4 separate regions of the Mus musculus genome follow, and all the other regions are linked to region 2. The links are chromatin loops, found by intact Hi-C in ENCODE. Cell type or tissue: heart. All regions are shown on one strand.

Evidence for each region. Hi-C counts contacts between places; a loop is a spot of excess contacts. Peaks named below come from ENCODE experiments on the same cell type or tissue, not always from the same donor. Only the 100,000 strongest peaks of a DNase experiment are listed, where the experiment ranks them.
Region 1: a loop joins it to region 2, with 1.8 times the contacts of the local background. A loop is called at or near these places in 5 of 42 quality-filtered maps.
Region 3: a loop joins it to region 2, with 4 times the contacts of the local background. A loop is called at or near these places in 17 of 42 quality-filtered maps.
Region 4: a loop joins it to region 2, with 3 times the contacts of the local background. A loop is called at or near these places in 11 of 42 quality-filtered maps.

Annotation. Positions count from the first base shown.
Region 1 is chr16:4,367,924-4,372,923 of GRCm38, reverse strand. The region is part of intron 2 of Adcy9 (adenylate cyclase 9); the gene reads left to right. Among named protein-coding and RNA genes, the nearest start is that of Adcy9, 50 kb to the left of the region's middle. In heart, no CTCF peak of the experiment used is centred here; a DNase peak (open chromatin) is centred at 2,543.
Region 2 is chr16:4,417,646-4,422,645 of GRCm38, reverse strand. It overlaps Adcy9 (adenylate cyclase 9), which reads left to right and starts at 2,148. Exons shown (of 11, transcript NM_009624.3): 1 at 2,148-2,870; 2 at 3,058-4,793. The coding sequence starts at 3,101. In heart, CTCF peaks have their summits at 2,537 and 2,738; DNase peaks (open chromatin) are centred at 2,125, 3,235, 3,735 and 4,492; H3K4me3 peaks cover 2,405 bases; H3K27ac peaks cover 2,199 bases; H3K27me3 peaks cover 1,833 bases.
Region 3 is chr16:4,470,369-4,475,368 of GRCm38, reverse strand. No RefSeq gene overlaps it. Among named protein-coding and RNA genes, the nearest start is that of Srl, 50 kb to the left of the region's middle. In heart, a CTCF peak has its summit at 114; DNase peaks (open chromatin) are centred at 118, 758 and 2,468; H3K4me3 peaks cover 902 bases; H3K27ac peaks cover 936 bases.
Region 4 is chr16:4,539,787-4,544,786 of GRCm38, reverse strand. It overlaps Tfap4 (transcription factor AP4), which reads left to right. Exons shown (of 7, transcript NM_031182.2): 7 at 1-126. It also overlaps a transcript of Srl not described here. Among named protein-coding and RNA genes, the nearest start is that of Tfap4, 17 kb to the left of the region's middle. In heart, CTCF peaks have their summits at 2,480 and 2,679; DNase peaks (open chromatin) are centred at 2,196 and 2,806; H3K4me3 peaks cover 1,798 bases; H3K27ac peaks cover 1,523 bases.

The DNA of each region.
Region 1 (5,000 bases), 50 kb after region 2:
TGCTGTTTTGAGAAATGTCCATCAGAGCCGATCCATGCTCCCAGTTGTCACAGCTCTTTAGCTTCTTCCTTCATCTTTGTCCTTTCATGACTTGGACATTTTGGAAGACAACTGGCTAGTTATTTTGTGCGACAGCCATTAGTTTAGGTTTGCTCATGACTAGATTTAGGATGTGCAGAGAAGAATGCTGCAGAGAGGCGATGTGAATCCAGCCCTGCTGATGTAGTGTTTGTTATTTCTAGATCTGTCATGTTTCATTACTTGGGGCAGAATTGATGAGTTTTTTTCCATCATAAAATTAATTGGTTATCATTTACAATTTGGTTAAAAAGTAGTACTCTATAAGGGAAACAAACATTTGTAACTGTTAGAATTGTGTTTCTCATTAGGCCTTTAGCTATCTTTGTTTCCTTGGATGCATCAGTTAGTATGGTAGTTACCAAACAGTGATGTTCTAATTGCACTATCTCATCTATATTTGTTAGCTGTCGTTCTGCTCTAAGAGAGTGAGTATGCCTGCCTCCCTACCTCCCTGTCTTCCCCTCCCTCCCTCCCTCTATCTGCCCCCCCCCCCCCAGTTTGTAGTCATTGGGTTTATGTAATCCTTTACTATCAACATTTGCTTTCAAGCTCCGACTGTCCTGGTGGGAGCTCGTTCATGCTGTGTCCTTTTAGTGTGTCCCTGCCATCCTTGAAGACTCCTTTACTTTTTGACAAAATACTTTCTGGGCTCTTCATGAATGTTTCTTCACTCCAGCTCTGGAATTGGCCTTTGCTGCAGTAAGCCTTGGTTTCCTATAGCAGAGAATGGTAAGCAATTGTCCATTGCTTCTGTCTGTTAGATCTCAGTGGACATATTAAGGGACACACAAGCATAGCTTTTATATATACATATCTGTTCATGCATTGGGTAGGCAGGCGTTAGAACTCTGTGTCTACCCACCTAACTAGCTATAAGAAACAAGATGTAATCTTCACCACATGGATAGGTCATTTTAACTTTATCCCGTCCTTGGCCTCTTCTTATTGTATTTACTATTTTTGTTTATTTGATCAGTAGCCTTGTATATCTTCTGACCTCTGGGCCATCGAGCCCCAGACCTTATCACCAGCATCAGGGGACTGGCAGCCTCAAAGCCTCAGTAGACCACAGCAGACAAACTCAGGTCTGCCTGTGCTGGCAAGCATACAGTGTGTTAGTTACTTTTTCATTGCTATGATAAAATATCTGACAGAAGCCACTTAAGGAAGACTTCGTTGGCTCACAGTTCAAGGGTATATTCCACGGCAGCTGGAAAGGCAGGAACTTGGGGCCACTGGTCACATTATATCCATGGTCTGGAAGCAGAGTGAATAACCAGTGCTGGGGCTTGGCTCTTTCTTTCTTTTTTATTTCTTTTAGAATGCCAGCCATATTTAGGGTAGGGCATCTATTAAAGTGATCTAGAAAGCCCCTTACAGATGTGCTCAGAGATCTGTTTCTAGATTTTAAAATCCTGTTGACAATCAAGGTTAACCCTAATAACTATTTTAACATTTTATACTTTTCTCTTAAAAGGTGACCCTGCTAATTAGGGGTGGGTCTTTGTAGTAGCAGTCTAAACAGAACTGCTTGCTATTCAGCAAAAGGGGAAGAAAATATCTTCCTCATCAACACTTCTCAGTCAGAGGGAAGGTTTTGACCCTGGAGAATAGCTGACTGTTGATAAAGGTGTCACGGGTGTGGACGTGCTAGGTCAGAAGGGTGGATCTTTGTAGCAGTGTTTCTCATCAGAGTGGTTCTGTGCTTTGCTCTGTGTCTGGAAGAACTATCTATCCATTTTCAAGTCAGCACTAGGGAGGGCTAGGCTTAGGTCTGAGCTGGTCAGGCACATGTAGGAGAATTGGTTTTGCCCTGGTTAAGGGGGCAGGGGTGTCTGTGTGTATGGTTGCCTGTGGCCAACTGCCTTGGCACAACAATTTCTTATTGGTCTAAGTGTAGTCCCAGGTTAGGATCTACACAGCTCTGCAAGGCAGGAGCTCACTGTCTACTTGTAGACGTATGGACAAACAGGTGGCAGAGTGAAGGTTTCCCAGTTTCCCAGTGAGCTAGACATCCCCTCAGCTAAGTTTCCCAGCTTGGAGCTGTGAGTCAGTTGCTAGGTAGTGACCTTTGCCACTGCAAGCCATCTGCTTCTCCTTCTCCAGGTTTAGAACTTTTCTGCTCAGGAATTACAGTTTCCTCATTGAAATCAGGAATGATCCTTGGAGACATTACTGGGTTTTCTCCAGTGAGGGACTGAAGAACCTGCCCAAGTGGTTCTTGGAGACCCTCAGGCTGTGTCAGAGAACCAGGCAGCTTGCTAGAGTGGGCTCTGCTGGAACATGTAGCTGTTACATTGTCTAGGCCAACAACATCTTGTGTTCAGTCCCTGTGCGCAAGACATCACAACAAGTTCTGGGAACGTGGAGAGGATTCCTGTGTACCTCCTACCCTCTGGCAGGGCAGAGCGGGCTCCTCTTGGGAAAGCAGGAGTTGGCACGCGTGTGTCATCGGTGGTTCACCATTTGGCCTCACTTGTGTGCCTGGATGAGTGCCATCTCTCTGCTCAGTTCTTGCGAGTGCACTGATGTTCCTTTCTGCCTGACCCATACCCTTCTCAAGGACAGGAGGGAGAGGGTTGCGTTAGGCTCACGTAGGCTTGAATGGCTCAATTTTCACACTCTGTTTTGACATTGTCCTGCCACTTGTTGAACAAAGAAGAGTCACACAAACCACAGAAGAGGAAGCCACGACAAAGGAGTAAATTGTGTCTCAGCAGTCAGTGTATGGAACTAATTTAGGATGATTTTTTTTTCCACTGTCAAAGAATTAAATGAAATTTGAACAATGCACAGTCAATTTCTCTTAACTGGGACTTCATCTTAATGTTATTAATGTTTTCTAATTTTAAAATGGCAGCACAAATACTGCTTTAAAATAGTACTTACAATTAATTAGATTTCTTTGGTATTTTCATGACAGCTCCTGATTATTGGGCATTTCTGTTTCCTCCTGTATTCATTTCTGTATGTCTCCCCACAGACAGAGCCCAGAAACCAATGAGGAGCTCTTTTTTTGCACCCTTCCCTAATTCAGACCTGTTTAGTCTAGGGAGAGCACAGTACAGAACTGGGTTCTTTTGTCCATACCTGGCGTCTTTCCCAGAGGACCAGGGTGGGCTGTGAGGAAAGGCCAAGTGCACACTTGAGAGCAGTAAGTTTGAGAGGTCTTACTGGTCATCTGAAACCCAAGGTCTTTCTCCTCACTGTGTTCTTGGAATTCAGTCTGTGATTCCCAGGCAATGGAGTCCAGCCTAGGTAATAAAGATAAATTTCAAGTCTAGCTTAGGAGCAGTGTCTGGTCTTGAACCCTGGCTGTGCTGCAGTGTACTGCCTCTGCTGGGCCTCCTGCCACCCAAGCCCCATGATCAAGGTTCTCCCAGAATTCTCAGGTCTCTGTCAGCTCCTCTCAGCTCACCTGTGTCCTGTGCTGGAGACTGATTCTGTATTTGAGTGGTTTTGGAAAATAAGTGTATTTCCTCTCATCCACCCACTAAAAACCTTGCCGTTGTGGAATGAACACCCCTACTATGGAGGAAAACTATGTTCTTTGCTTGTTCTCAAGCCAACATGTACTGTGTTGGGAGAAAAGAACAGAGATATTCCATTCATCTATCTCTGAAGTGTGAGGTGTGGCTGGGGAGACTGAGCCTCCTTGGAATCAAAACTCTTCAGCCAGAAGACTTGGGTCTGTGAGGTGAGGCGAGGCTGTGAGGATCCCGTGTAGCTGCCAGTGTCCTTTCGCTTTCTGTCTTGAACATAGATTCACATAGCATGTGACAGATTCCTATGTCAATCTATCTGCCCCTCAAAGAGAAGGCAGTGGTTGTTTTTTATCTCTTAACATACTGACTTTGTGAAACCCAGCTGCTCATCAATGGAAGAGCAAAGCTGTCTTGAGAGGCAAAGCATGTGGGAACTTAGAGATTAGGAGTGGAAGTCAAGTAAGGAGGCCCATGGCCTCATTCCGGGTCTGGGGAGGCTAAGGTGGAAGGGTTAGTGCAAGTCTGAGCTCAGTCTTAATACTTACAGTTTAAGATACAGGGCCCACCAGTAATTCAGTTCGAATGAGAATTAAAGACCCAGTCAATGCTAGCAGCAGAGTAGTTAGCCAGGGGACCAGGAGAACAGAGCCTGGTACCAGTTGTCTGAGTAATCTCAGTGTCTGTCTGTGTCTCTGTCTCTCCTCTCTCTCTGCGTTTTTTCCCAACCCAGCAACATTCTTTTACATTACTCTGGTCAATTAGCATAGAGACAACAATTTCCCCCCCAAAGCCATATTTTCCTTTAGCTCAGGAGATGTAAGTCTAAGCCTCCAATTTTGTATGACCATTTCTGCAAGGGAATCTACCTGTTGTTATAATACCTCTAGGTCCTGATCAACTTGTCTACTTAGTTTGCAAAGCAACAGAAGAGGCACATTCAGTCAAACCATTGGTGCGTGCCCACCAAGTAAGTCTCAGGGGCCCAGTAATATTGCTGTTGTCCAGATGAATTAACACAAAAGGCAGAATGACTGGCATCTCAATCAGGGGAATTGCCTAGGTTAACAGTTTTGGGATATTACAGTGGGCAAATTTTAGCCTATTGTAAGTTGTAAGTCCTCTGATGTTAATCTGGGCTGCCCCCAGTCACATCGAGCTTTGTCAGTCAGCGGGTTGATAGTCTGGCTCATTCTTATCTGTGTTGTGAAGGAGGTGGGAGTCTAAGCGCATCCAGCAATCCTGGCCTATTTCCTGCTGGGAATGATTAACTTGATCCCCAGTGTCCCTCCCTGTGACATAGAGTCTGATTCCCCAGGTCTTTCCTGTTTCCTAAATGCCAGAATTTTTTTTAAAGGAAAATTTCAGGAAGCCTCAGTTTTACAACCCCAATTTATGCAGTGGAAACTCCCTTGTTTCTGGCAACCTTGGGACAGA
Region 2 (5,000 bases):
GTCAGGAATTTGAAAGTTGCCATAAATGGTGGGTGCACTGAAGTGGTTTGTGGGAGGCAAGGAGACATGCAGACAGGTGAGCTTTCCTGTCTTTTAAGGTGACCAGGGAGTGAGGTAGCAATGAATTAAGAGAGAAAAATGGAAATGGTGAGACTTGTTTCTCAGAGCCTCTCACCAAGGTGGGTTGAGAGGAGACAGGCAGGGCCTGTGCTGGGTCACAGTGAGCTTCAAAGTCTGTCAGAGCTTCCAGAGTCTGAGGTCTGCTTTTAAAATATGAACTTATTATTGCCTTTTGTGGGACTTTGGGCATGTTACTTTCCAGTTCCTGTCTTCATGTCTCTAAGTGAGGGGCAATAATATCTTCCTCAGGGGGTTGTGGTCAACAGTAGGTCATGAGGAAAAGTGCTTGCTGGTCTCTGGCACTGGGATACTCGGGTCAGTACCAGCTGGCCACTGTTACTTGTTAGCTATTGGTGTGTGCTCCGCTTTTCCAAACCTCAGATACAGGAGGCACATAGTTCCTGCTCAATAAACATCTCTTTCTATCTTTAGCTTTATTCTGAAAAAAAGTTAGAGTTAGAAAAATGTTGTAAAAATACTAGGGAGTTCCCCTGCGACCTACACCCAGCTTCTCCTACTGTTAATGTCTTGGGTAACTGTGGGATTTAATGGGGATGCCATTAAATACACTGCATGTTTCACCAGCTGCCTTCCCACTGTTTTTTGTTTGTTTGTTTTTGTTTTTTTTCCTGTTCTACTTTGCCCTTTAATGACAATTTGCCCCTTACTTGTGACAATACCTTAGGCTCTGTGTTTGGTGACTCTGGCACTGTGAAGAGCACTTGGCAGTTTGGTTGTGGAGTATTTTTCAGATTAAGTTCCTTCCTCAGATGTTTTCTCATAATTAGATGGACATCTTGCACTTTGAGCTGGAATATATCAACAATGACACGTTTACTTTAAAAAGTTCCTGTTTATTGTGGTGCAATACATACTGCATAAAACTTACCATTTATGCAGTTGTACTTATCATTAAAGCAATCCAAAGACACTAGTACGTTCATGAAGTATACCTACTACAGAATCCACGGCGTTGTGTTCTCACTAGTTCCAGATGTTTTCATCACCCCAAAAGGAACCCCCAGGCTTGATAGTGTAGTCAATACCTAGTACTTCATACAACCGCAGGCATCCATCACCTGTATTTTCTCTATAGATTTGCTTGTTCTGGGCATTTCACATTAATACAATCATACAATATGTGGCCTCTTGTGTTTGGTTTCTTTTACCCAGTGTGTTTCAGAGGTTGTAGCAAGTGTACTTCATTTTTATAGTCGAATAATATTCGGTTGTATAGATAGTCTATATTTTACCTTCCTATTCCTGAATTCCACAGTGACTGTGGATGCCTGGGATGGGCCCCGAGAGCTGTGGGAAGGAAGGGTCAGTTAGTCCCCTGTGGTTGCAGAAAAACACTGTACGGTGTGGCAGCCAGGGTGCGACCAGAGAATATAGAATTGTGTTTATTCAGGCCAGAGTTTACACAGACCAATGTAGAACTTATTAATGGGAAGCTGATTTCTTTGAACGTTTTCCTTGTGGAGAGGGAAAAACAGTTGTTCATGTGAAGAATGAAAGATCTTCAAAGTCGGGAAGATAACTTCCCCAGGGGGTTGGCAAAGGTGGTCCTCAGTGGTGCTCGACTTTAGAAGCTATCAGAAGTGGCTTGGCTGGTGATGATCATTTCCATCCCCCAGCAAGTTCAGAGGGGCCTAGCACCACTGGGAACACTCCTACATTGCTGGCAGAATGGGAGGGAGGTCACAATCGAGCAAAGCCAGGGACTGAAAACTTCGATGTATCCAAAAGGTAAACTGCGCTTAGATGCTTCCTGTGCGGACTTGGGGGCCAGGCTGCGGGGCAAGTAGTCAAAGGCAGCCAAGGCCTCGGAAGAAGGCGGAGGCCTGGTGCCCACAGCAGGCGGCCCAGGCTCGGAGCAGCCCAGGGCGGAGGGCGGCGCCCAGAGCGCGTCCGCCCGGCCCCGCCCCGCTGCAGCCCCGAGCCGGGCGCGCGCTCCTAGGCGGGGTGGCGCGCTGCTGGTGCGCGTGTCCCGGACCCGGCGGTGACGTGCGCGGGCCGCGCGTGCGCGCTGCGGCAGAGGAGAGGGGCGGCGCGGGCGCGCGTCTGTCAGTGACAGCGGGAGGGGGAGGAGGAGGGGGCCGGAGATGGTGGTGGCGGCGGCTGCGGCTGCTACTCTTCCGACCTGAGGCAGCGGCTGCGGGAGAGCGGGCGGCGGGCGCAGCCGCAGCGGCATCTGTAGCTCAGGCAGGGCCCCTGGGGCGTGGGCGCGGCGTGCGGACGACCGGCGTGCTGGCCAGCCGGCGTCGCGGGAGTCAGGCTCTGCGGCAGCCCGCACGGCGGTCTGTGGAGGGGCCCGCGCAGTGCCCCGAGCTCGGCTCTGGGCCGGGGTGCGTTCGGCTGCGGGCAGCAGGCCCTGCTAGACCGGCCGCTCGGACGGGCGGCCCTCGGGCTCCTCAAGCTCGCGAGCAGGGGCGCGGGGCAGGGTAGCCCGCTGGTGCTTAGCCGCAAGGGGACGGAACGCGGCAGGAGCCGCAGGTTGGCCCGCGCGCTTTGACGCACCGGGCGCTGCTGCGGCAGGATGAAGCGCTGCTCGCCTCCCGAGTTGTTTTTGCGAAAGCTGCTCCCGGTGCCCCGAGCGCTCAAGGTCTGAACTTCCCTCTGGAGCTGCAGTTGGAGTTGCACGGGGAGAGGCCACCAGCGGGCGACGGCGCCCGAGGGGAGCGCAGCGCAGCGCTGCCGGGGACCCAAGACTCAGCGCGGCCGCGGCACGAGAACCCTGGGAGCACCAGGTACGGCCCGTGCGGTTCTCGCTCGCCTTGGCGCTTTTATGCGCCGTTATGGGCAGTTTTGGTGAACATATGGTGGTGCCTTCCCAAGTGGCTCGCCAGAGCTCGCACTCGCGACAAGCACAGGTCGCGTGGCCCTCCGGGAGTGTGTGTAGTCAGGCCGCTCTAATTCTGCTGGTTTTGCCTGCAGGTGCCCCTGACCTGGTCGGGAAAGGTTCCAAGAGCTCGGCAACATGGCTTCCTCACCCCACCAGCAGCTGCTGCATCACCATAGCACCGAGGTGAGCTGCGACTCAAGCGGAGACAGCAACAGCGTGAGGGTCAAGATCAACCCTAAGCAGCTGTCCTCCAACACCCACCCGAAGCACTGCAAGTACAGCATCTCCTCCAGCTGTAGCAGCTCGGGAGACTCAGGGGGCCTTCCCCGGAGGGTTGGCGGCGGGGGTCGCCTGCGCAGACAGAAGAAGCTGCCCCAGCTTTTTGAGAGGGCCTCCAGCCGGTGGTGGGACCCCAAATTCGACTCCATGAACCTGGAGGAGGCCTGCCTGGAGCGCTGCTTTCCGCAGACCCAGCGCCGCTTCCGGTACGCACTCTTTTATGTGGGCTTCGCCTGCCTTCTCTGGAGCATCTATTTCGCTGTCCACATGAAATCCAAAGTGATTGTCATGGTGGTCCCAGCTCTGTGCTTCCTGGTGGTGTGTGTGGGCTTTTTCCTGTTTACTTTCACCAAGCTGTACGCCCGGCATTATGCGTGGACCTCGCTGGCTCTCACCCTGCTGGTGTTCGCCCTGACCCTGGCTGCGCAGTTTCAGGTTTGGACACCTCTGTCAGGACGTGTTGACAGCTCCAATCATACTCTCACGGCCACTCCGGCGGACACTTGCTTATCTCAAGTAGGAAGCTTCTCCATATGCATCGAAGTGCTCCTTTTGCTCTACACAGTCATGCAGTTACCTCTGTACCTGAGCTTGTTTTTGGGGGTGGTCTATTCTGTCCTTTTTGAGACCTTCGGCTACCACTTCCGAAACGAAGACTGCTACCCTTCTCCGGGCCCTGGGGCCCTGCACTGGGAGCTGCTGAGCAGAGCCCTGCTTCACGTGTGCATTCACGCTATCGGGATCCATCTGTTTGTCATGTCTCAGGTGAGGTCCAGGAGCACCTTTCTCAAGGTGGGACAATCCATTATGCACGGCAAAGATCTGGAAGTAGAGAAAGCCCTGAAAGAGAGGATGATTCATTCAGTGATGCCAAGAATCATAGCCGACGACTTAATGAAACAAGGGGACGAGGAGAGTGAGAATTCCGTCAAGAGGCATGCCACCTCCAGTCCCAAGAACAGGAAGAAGAAGTCCTCCATACAGAAGGCACCGATAGCATTCCGCCCCTTTAAGATGCAGCAGATTGAAGAAGTCAGTATTTTATTTGCAGACATTGTGGGTTTCACCAAGATGAGCGCCAACAAATCTGCGCATGCCTTGGTAGGCCTACTCAATGACCTGTTCGGTCGCTTTGACCGCCTGTGTGAGCAGACCAAGTGTGAGAAGATCAGCACTCTGGGGGACTGTTATTACTGTGTGGCAGGGTGTCCGGAGCCCCGGGCAGACCATGCCTACTGCTGCATTGAAATGGGCTTAGGCATGATAAAAGCCATCGAGCAGTTCTGCCAGGAGAAGAAAGAGATGGTGAACATGCGTGTTGGGGTTCACACGGGGACTGTCCTGTGTGGCATCCTGGGCATGAGGAGGTTTAAATTTGATGTGTGGTCCAACGATGTGAACTTGGCTAATCTCATGGAGCAGCTGGGAGTGGCTGGCAAAGTTCACATATCTGAGGCCACTGCAAAATACTTAGACGACAGGTATGAAATGGAAGATGGGAGAGTTATTGAGCGCCTTGGGCAGAGTGTGGTGGCTGACCAGTTGAAAGGTACGTGCTTTTCTTTGTCTTCTCCCTTCCCCATCCTGTTTGCCTTCCATGGTATTAACAATAATTGAAAAACCTCTTTGCAGCGAGCGATAGTGTCTGGAGGCAGTTGGCTGTCTCGGTACACCTGACTGTGGGGAATCAGTGTGCCTTTTGTTTTTCTAGTGAGTCAGATGTTATAGACCTAGTCACAGTGCAGACATGAACACG
Region 3 (5,000 bases), 53 kb before region 2:
CACCAGCCACAGAGAGGGTTGCAAGCTGGGTCTCAGGCACAGGAAGCAGTTCACAAGGCAGCAGTCTTGGTGCGCATGCGCACGACCGCACTGCTCCGTCGCGCTCCCTAGCGGCCATCTCTCGGTGCTGTCGTGCTGGCACAGCGCATGCGCAGACGTGGAACCTCGCGGTGCTTCCTGAGTCTACACTGAGTCTCGAGTGGGCGGTGACTGGGCAGCCGGTCCCAAGATCTTTTCGAGGCTCAAAGTCCCCTCAACTCCTTCGTGTCCGAGTCCGAGCTCTGTCTTGTATCCGAGATCTAGTGGGACGTGAGGTAGTTGCACGCCATTACCTCAGCGCCAGCCGCCTTGCAGCTCCGGAGACCAAGCGGTGAGGCTAAAGAGGCCGATGCACCTGGCCCTTCCAAGCAGTCCCCCTCACCCTCCAGCCAGAGGACGTCTAGGAGCCTGAAGCCAGCCGAGTTACCCAGGGGACAAGGCTGTGTCCTGAAGGCCGGTGTTGCTGAGGCTCTGCCCTTCGGAAGCTGTGGAACTGACAACTTTGAAGCCCTGAGAGGATCTGCAAAATTCTGATTTAGGACCCAGGAGGCCTTGAACTTGCTCAGAGTTATATGCTGTGGACAGTACATCCTAGAGAATTTGGTGCTTGCTGTTTTTAGAGGGCTATTTTCTCCTGGGCCAGCCCCCAGCTAAAACAGGAAGTGAGGATTTTAAGAGATGATCCTAGGAGCTTGAAATTTAAGCTGACCTCCTCTGTCATTAGCCACAAAGCTTTAGCCTAAAGTGGTGGCGCATGTCTTTAATCCCAGCACTTGAGAGGCAGGTGGATCTTTGTGAGTTCTGGCCAGCCTGGTCTACAGATCGGGTTTGTACTGGCTAGTTTTGTGTCAACTTGAGTTGACACAGTCTGGAGTCTGGTGTGGTAGTCTTGGTTCTATAAGAAAGCAGGCTGAGGGCTGGTGAGATGGCTCAGTGGGTAAGAGCACCCGACTGCTCTTCCGAAGGTCAGGAGTTCAAATCCCAGCAACCACATGGTGGCTCACAACCATCCGTAACAGGATCTGACGCCCTCTTCTGTAGTGTCTGAAGACAGCTACAGTGTACTTACATATAATGAATAAATAAATCTTTGAAAAAAAAAAAAGCCAGGGGAAGCAAGCCAGTAATGAACATCCCTCCATGGCCTCTGCATCAGCTCCTGCTTTCTGACCTGCTTGACTCCCAGTCCTGACTTCCTTTGGTGATGAACAGCAGTGTGGAAGAGTAAGCCGAATAAACCCTTTCGTGGCCATGAGGTTTGTGCAGAAATAGAAACCCTGACTAAGACAGGGTTCCAGGACAGAGAAGCTCTTATCTCAAAAAACCAAAACAAATCAAAAGACAATGAAGCTCTGCTATTTTCCTCCACTTCAGTATGAGGGGAATCACCGCTCCTCCTGCCCCCAGTGAGATGGAAATGGCAGCTATAGGATACTATAATATATATATATATATATATACAGGGGCAATACTGTGGATACCGTAATATGATGTATATATACAGGGGTAATACTGTGGATACCGTAATATAATATACAGGGGTAATACTGTGGATACCATAATATGATATATATACAGGGGTAATACTGTGGTTACATTGGAATTCTTTGAGCTGTTCCCCAAATCATCAATTTTAGGATCTGAAAGGACATAAGAGATTCTGTAGTAGTTTCCTCAAGAAGCCAGCACTGGCTGTGGTAGCCCATGCCTTTAGTAGTAGAATTAAAGAAAGAGAAGGCAGAATCAGGCTGAGTTTTGTGAATTTGAGGTCAGCCTAGTATATATAGCGAGTTCCAAGACAGCTGGACTACATAGAGACCCTGTTTCAAAATAAGTAGGTAAACCAAAAACAAATCAAACAGTCATCGCCTTGGAATGTAGGCAGAGCACTTGATTACCATGTGTGAGGCACCCTCTCCTTCAGACATCCTCATCAGGAAATAAAATTAATTCGATTCTGTTTGGAACAAGCCCTGTGACAGGGATCTGAATTCAGAGCAGTGTGTGTCAGGGTCCACCAGGGTCAGGGTTAGCTCACCGAGCTCTAGGAGGCAGAGACTTCAAGTGTGGCTTCCCGGGCAGGTCTGTGGAGAACAAAAGAGCCACATTACATGGCAGCGCTCACCAAAGGACTTTTGCTTTTCTTTTTATTTACTCCTGGGACTTGTCTAGGGGCAGCTACAGGACATCTGCATGAAGCCCCACGTGGGTTGGCATTTCCCCTGATGGCTTGAATAGGCCATCTTTAGGTTAAAAGAGTAAGTTTGGGAATCTGAAAAAGTATCTTGGATTTCTGTTTGGTTTTCCTAGTGTAAGAGAGCTTTTGGAATTGAAGTGCTTCTGTCTGGAGCCATCTTTCCCCACCTCCTCATTCCCGAGATCCTTCACACTCTGGGCAGGGACCCAGGGTGCTGCCTCTCCTCTCCGCTCAGCTCTGACTCCCTGTTCCACCCACGAGCTCAGTTCTGCTAATTGCATTTCTGGTGCTGCTGGAGGAACACTGAGTTCCTCAGGGATAAGCAACAACCAGTTTGGTGGGTAGTTTTACCAGCACCCCTAAAATGGTGTGTTGTAGAGTCAAGAGCTTTAAAATTATTGGTCCCTTCCCCCCAGGCTTCTTCAGAATCTTTATTGACTGCTTCTTTCCTAGAGGGCTCACTAACCTTTCCCCCATCTAAGCCCCTCATCAAAGGAAGTTACAGTTTGTGTACTTCAAGCCTCACCCTGTGCTAGATGCTTCGTGTCTATTACTTATTTAATTCCACAGCAGTCCATTATGCAGAAAGTAGGGACTTTGCCTAGAGAGCAAATGTTTAAATATAAATAATTACAAATGATTTATATTTAAACATTTTTATTTACTTGTGTCCCCTTTGTACATATTTGTGTGAGTATATGTGCATATGCATGTGTGGGTGCCCAGGGAGGTCAAGAGAGGGTATTGGATCCTTTAGATGTGGAATTACAAGGAGCTGGGAGTTGCCCAACAGGAGCAGTAATTGCTCTAGCTGCTAAGCTGTCTACCTTGCCAGCCTCTGCCTATAGAACTTTTTTTTTTTTTAATTTAAATTTAAGGCTTTTTTGGGGGGGGTTGTTTTTTGCTTTTTGTTTTTGAGACAGGGTTTCTCTGTGTAGCCCTGGCTGTCCTGGAACTCACTTTGTAGACCAGGCTGGCCTCGAACTCAGAAATCCACCTGCCTCTGCCTCCCAAGTGCTGGGATTAAAGGTGTGCGCCACCACCACACGGCTAAATTTAAGACTTTTAAATTTAATTTTTTAAAAATGATTTTGAGAATTTCATTCATGAGTATACTGTACTTACATTACCCCCCCCCACGACACCCCCCCCCCCCCACACCCTGCCTTCCCTCCCTTTAATTCATTCTGTTTCCTGCTCTCTCTCCTATTGGGATACCTTCCTCCTCCTCCTCTTCCTGCTCCTCCGCCTCTTCCCCACTTTTTACAAACACACTCGAGCGCGCGCGCGCGCGCGCGCGCACACACACACACACACACACACACACACACCCTCAGGCACACCCTATTGAGTCCGTTATAGAAATATTTGAAAACCACAGATGTTAATACAGCCAGCATTGATCTCATGCTACTTCAAGGCTCAACTTGACACACTTCTCATTCAGAATAAACCCTGTTGCTAGAGTTTGGTTTCATTTTGTACTCTGGCTATTCAGAACTTTTTCCTTGTGCCATGTGCCATTGCCTGTGTCCTTAAGTCTTGGGCACAGTGCATGTGCTGTTGAACCTTATTTGTGGGTTTGCCTAATGTTTGACTCCGTCTGTGGTCTGTATGTTGTATATCCTACTATGCACCGTTCTTGGCAGTGTCTTCTTTGTTTACAGGCCATCTCACCTATTTATAATGCCAGCATCCAACTAGTTCTCTAAAACTCAGCACAGTTGACCCCTTGCACAAGACAATGTGCTTCCAATGTCAAAAGTTCAGCTTTGTGGGCCATCCCTGCATTTACTACAGTTTCCTTCTGTTATAGCAATTTGGATATGCAACTTACTTCCTTTGTTGGGCTGAAGTAGGGAATGTACTGTTAGTGGATCTCTCCAGTTCCTAATAGAGGATCTTACACTTTGTAAGCACTGGAGAATAAATGCATTCAGCTTTTTGTAGTGGACAGTATTAAGTTTCAAACCTGGGACAAAGCGCTGAGGTGCCTACTTAACATATCAAAGCGGAACTGGCCATCAGGGTCCTCCAGCATCCCTCAGTCCCTGCATGCCCATGCACAAACATCCTCATCAGAAAATAAAATTATTAGACTCGGTTTGGAACAAGCCCCATGACAGGGATCTGAATTCAGAGCAGTGTGTATCTTTCATCATTTTGTACTCTGGCTACTCAGAACTCTTTCCTTGTGTCATGTCCATGGCTGGCATACTCCACCCCCTATCCTGAACTCTCCGGCCTACGGGGCTGGGATGCTCTTCCCTAAGTAATCCAGCCATTTTGCTCACTTGCCCCTTTTGTGCCTTTGCCCTTCTAGCTAATGTCCCTTCTCTCCCCCTTCCATCCCCTTCCCCTTTCCCCACATGGCATATTCACTCTGGACTCTCTCAGATGTCTCCATCTGCCTATGTTCTCCCATGTCTATAATAAACTTTCTCCTCCACCTTACCCAAGGGTTGTGTCCTTCCTTCTTTCCTTCCTTCCTTTCTCTCTCTCTCTGTCTTTCTTTCTAAATCTGAATCATTTTTTAAAAATATATTTATTTATTTATTTGTATTTATATGAGTACTCTGTCTTCATATATACCCAGAAGAGGGCATCAGATCCCATTACAGATGGTTGTGAGCCACCATGTGGTTGCTGGAATTGTACTCGGGACCTCTGGGAACAGCAACCACCCTCCTCCTCCTCCTCTTCTTCCTCTTCCTCTTCCTCCTCCTCCTTCTCCTCCTTTTTTAATTCAGGAGAATCTACCAAG
Region 4 (5,000 bases), 120 kb before region 2:
GAGGTCTTTGTGTCCAAGGAGAAGCTATTATATTTTGTTAAGAAAATGGGGGTAGGGAACAAAATACCAAGAGGCCATTGTGCCTTTGTAAAGAAACAAAATAAAGTTTGTACTTGGTTTTTTAGATGCTGTAGTTATTGAGGATGTGCTGTTTTGGGATTCTGGCCTGGGCCGCTTGGCCTAGATTAAGGGGTATTTTTTTGGACTTCCAAATCCAGAGAGGACTGTGTGCACACGGTGGCACCTCTGAATTGTGTGTGAAGTTGCAATGAGGAGATCCGCACAGCCTGTGGGCTGCCCTGGAAGTTTCTGCAACAGTGGCGTGTGTGCTGGGGCTGAAGGGCGTGCCTCCAGTTTCTGTTTGAAGCCACCATGGGAGGGAAGGGCAAGCATGCCACATGTTTAACTCCTAGATAGAGAGCACAGATGCTCACAGGTCCTGGTAGACTGATGAGCCTGTGTGTACCTGTGGGAGCCTATGTGTGCCTGTGGGAGCCTGTGTGTACCTGTGGGAGCCTATGTGTGCCTGTGTGTGCCTGTGGGAGCCTGTGTGTGCCTGTGGGAGCCTGTGTGTGCCTGTGGGAGCCTGTGTGTGCCTGTGGGAGCCTGCGTGTGCCTGTGGGAGCCTGTGTGTGCCTGTGGGAGCCTGTGTGTGCCTGTGGGAGCCTGTGTGTGCCTGTGGGAGCCTGCGTGTGCCTGTGGGAGCCTGTGTGTGCCTGTGGGAGCCTGTGTGTGCCTGTGGGAGCCTGTGTGTGCCTGTGGGAGCCTGTGTGGGAGCTTGTGGGAGCCTGTGTGTACCTGTGGGAGCCTGTGTGTGCCTGTGGGAGCCTGTGTGGGAGCCTGTGTGTACCTGTGGGAGCCTGTGTGTACCTGTGGGAGCCTGTGTGGGAGCTTGTGGGAGCCTGTGTGTACCTGTGGGAGCCTGAGCTCTTCCTCCAGGTTTCAAATTCCCCTAGAAATTTGTGAGTTGTATCCTGTTTCCAAAACTGTTGGATGGTACCAACAACCCAGTGTGCTATGAATAACTGACCTTAACAGCAGTGGACAGTCGAGGATGGCTGTTGCCCTCAAGTTTGTCCTCCATGCAAACACCCATTTATTATGGTTCTTAGCCCACACACAGCTGAATTAATTCAGACCTGGCTTTAGAGCAGTGTGCAGCAGTTAAGCAGTGGAGGTGACTATAGGTTCAGATAAAACACTGCAGGAAAGTGCTTATGTGAACTCAGCCCTTGTTCCTAATGGAGGCTGGGAGTGTACGAAGATCTCAGCAAACACTGACCATGGGGAGCCTGGCTTTGTTATGCCGTGGCATGACACACAGAATAGCTATGTGGAGCTGGCTAAAAGATGGTGTTACTCGGGCTGGGTCTGGAGGAGTCTGCATTTGGAAAGGGGACATCTCCATGAAATGCCTGTAAGTACTCAGGCTTGGTCTCTGGCCATGGCAGCCAGTGCTCAACCAGACACTCACTTCCTCTGAACCTGTTTCCTTTTCTGGAAATTGTAAGTTCTGTTAGTTCAAGCAGCAGAGAGTCCATCAAGCTTCTTAGTCTTCCTGTGACTACAGCTCACTGTATACGACATGGCCCACGTCTCAGATGCTCAGGCTGTATGGGACGGAGGTCAGAGCAGAAAAGCCAGTTTCCATCTCCAGCCTGCACATGCACTCAGTAAAATGGTGGGAACGATCTTAAGCATTAGAAGTCTGCAAGGCATACAATTTGTCATTTTATTGCTGCACCTGATCCATTCACAATGTTGATAAGCTCATCCAATTCGAAAATATCTCAGGAGCTGAAGAAAAGACTAAGCGGTTAAGAGCACTGACTGAGTTCAATTGCCAGCAAGCACGTGGTGCCTCACAGCCATCTGTGATGGATCTGGTGTGTCTGAAGACAGCTACAGTGTACTCATATAAATAAAATAATTATTTTTTAAAAAAAGAAAATATCTCCACAACTTCCAAATGAGCTGCTTGTCACAAAGCAGTCACTTTTCATGACTCTTCCTCCCTATCCCATGTCATCCCATGTAGCCACCAATCTCACGTTAGTATTGAAAACAAAATAGTGGGGGCGGGCAAAATGACTTAAAGGTGATGGTGCCTGCTACCACCCTCTACCTGAGTTTGATGCAGGACCCACATGGTAGGAAGAGAGAATTGACTCCTGGGAGTGGTCCTCTGACCTCCACGTGTGTACTGTGGCACACTGGAAAATTCCAGCAGCACTCAGGAGGCAGGTGGTTTGGGTAAGCTTGGTAGGGATTTCAAGGTTGGGCAGGACTACTCAGTGCGATCCTGAGCGCAAAACAAACAAACAAACAACCCAAACCAAACCAAACAACCAACCAAACAGCCCCAAAACAAAAGACTCCCGAAAGCAAAGAAGAACCCGGACAAAACAGTTTGAGATTGCAGTCACTGAAATTCACACTTGATTGTGTGTAGTTCTGGTTTTATTGAGTAGCAACCTTCTCAGTGTTCCCCCAGCCTCTGTTGTTTCCCTGGTATGTTTCTGTTATAGTTCTGGTTTTTGCAAAATGTTATGTAAATAGTCGTACAATGGGTAGCCATCTGAGTATTATGTCTTTAGGCAGTTTATGCGTAATCTTCCTTAGGTGTGAGGTGGTCGGCAGGACTAGCTCCAATGCAACTTCCCAGAGCATCAACAGAGGGAGCTATGGGCCTAGGCTGTTTCTGGCGGGACCGAGGCTCTGCCTCCTTCCGGTCTCTGCTCTTGTCCCATGGTCCAGAGGCGGGGCTTGGGGTGGAGCCAAGGAAAATATTCCTTCTCAGGAAAATCGCTGGCGCCCAGCGGTGGTAGGCGGTCTCTTGAGAAGGCTGTGGAAACCCTTGGCGCGTTCACGCCCCTTCCGGGATTAGCCACGCCTTCTCAGCGTGCACACCTCCCGGCGCTTTGGGGCGTCTGGTGGAGTTCCCGCCCATAGGCGCGTCCGGCCCCGCCCACAGGCTGCGGAGCTTGAGCTCCGGGTGCCCGGCGGTTCGAGGCCACTTTTCGTCGGTCGGATGGTCGTGCCGGTACGCCTCAGCACGTGGGACTTTACAGTGTTCCAGAGGACGCCATAAAACAGCCGAAAAATAGGTGACATTTACGTACTACACTTAATTATGTCTGGAACATTGTCACCTCAGGGTGTATGCTGGGTACCTTAGGCTCCTTCATTGTTCCTGCTGAGCCCCAAGCCACGCGCTGCTAATGCAGGCAGAGCGAAAGATGGGAATAAGTTTGCAATATATTCTTATGTGCAAGGACGATGGACCTGTATTTTTTTTGTGTCGGGCTAGACTATTAGGCAAGTTATACCCCTATCCGTTTCCACTTAAAAAAGAAAATCTGTTTATACTTTTTAATTTCACTTTTAGGTTTCATTATGTAGTTTTTAGAGATTTGCTTATTTTTATTCTCTGTGTATGAGTTTGCCTACATGTATGAGCATGTGCATGTGTGGTGCCTGCAGTCCAAAAGAGGGTGTCGGGTCCCTTGGAACTGAAGGTTTTAAGATAGTTGTGAGCCCTCGTTGGGTGCTGAGAACTGAACCGTGCCTAGACCTCTGATCTTAATTGCTGAACGACCCCTGCAGCTCCTGTTTTATCTTTTTTGTTTGTGAGTTTATTATATGTGTACACACCTATAGTCTGAACACTTAGGTGGAAGCAGAAGGGTCAGGAGTTAAAATGCTATCCTCAGCCATATCTAAGTTTCAGACCAGCATGGAATACATGAGACCCTGTGCTAAGAAATCAAATGAAATAAGATAAATGTTTATCTATCTATCTATCTATCTATCATTTTTGATCAATCAATCAATCTCTCTTTGTAGCTCTGGCTATCTTGGAACTCACTCTGTAGAACAGAAACCTCTAACTTAGTCCACCTGTCTCTGCCTGCTGAAGGCTGGGATTAAAGATATGTGCCGCTCCCCCCTGGCGAGTGTTACTTTGTTTTAATAAAATCCAGTTAATCAAATGAAGTTGATTAAATCCAGTTTTTGTAAAACTGCATTCATTGTGCAGATCAAAGGACAACTTTTCTGGAGTCAGTTCTATCCTGTGTGGTCCCGGGAATGGAACCCAGATTGGAACCCAGATCGTCAGACTTGCCAGCAGGCGCTTTTACCCACTGAGATGTCTTACTAGCCCTGATGGAATTTTTTTAAAAAAAAAATCTTAATTGTGTGTTTGTGTCTTTGTACATGAGTGAAGGACCTGAGGAGGCCAGAAGAGGGCGTCAGATCCCCATGAGCTAGAGCTACAGGTTGTTGTGAACTGCCGGACAGAGTTGGGAACCAAACTCTGGTCCTCCAGAAGAGCAGAGACATGTAATTGCTGAGCCATTTCTTCAGTGCCCTCTTTTATTTAATCGAGTTTTTTTGAGAAAGGGTCATTCATACATTTCAGGCTGGCCTTGGCTCCCCGTATTACTGAGGGTCACTTTAGTTACTTACTGTGACTTCCTGATCCTCCTCTGTACCCAAGCGTTGGGATTGCAGGGTGTTCCGGTGCGTCGTGCATATGTATCAGCTCATGCATATGTATCAGCTCATGCATATGTATCAGCTTATGCATATGTATCAGCAGTATGTTACGTAGTTTTTTCATGAACCAGACAGCTTATTCCAGAAATATGGTTAAAGAGGTCCCAGCTGAGGCAGTGCTGGGTTTCTTTCTTTCTTTCTTTCTTTCTTTCTTTCTTTCTTTCTTTCTTTCTTTCTTTCTTTCCTTCTTTCTTTCCTTCTTTCTTCCTTTCTTCCTTTCTTCCTTCCTTTCTTTCTTTCTTTCTTTCTTTCTTTCTTTCTTTCTTTCTTTCTTTCTTTTTAAGATTTATTTATTGATTATATGTAAGTACACTGTAGCTGTCTTCAGACACTCCAGAAGAGGGCATCAGATCTCGTTACGGATGGTTGTGAGCCACCATGTGGTTGCTGGGATTTGAATTCTGGAACTTGGGAAGAGCAGTTGGTGCTTACTCACTGAG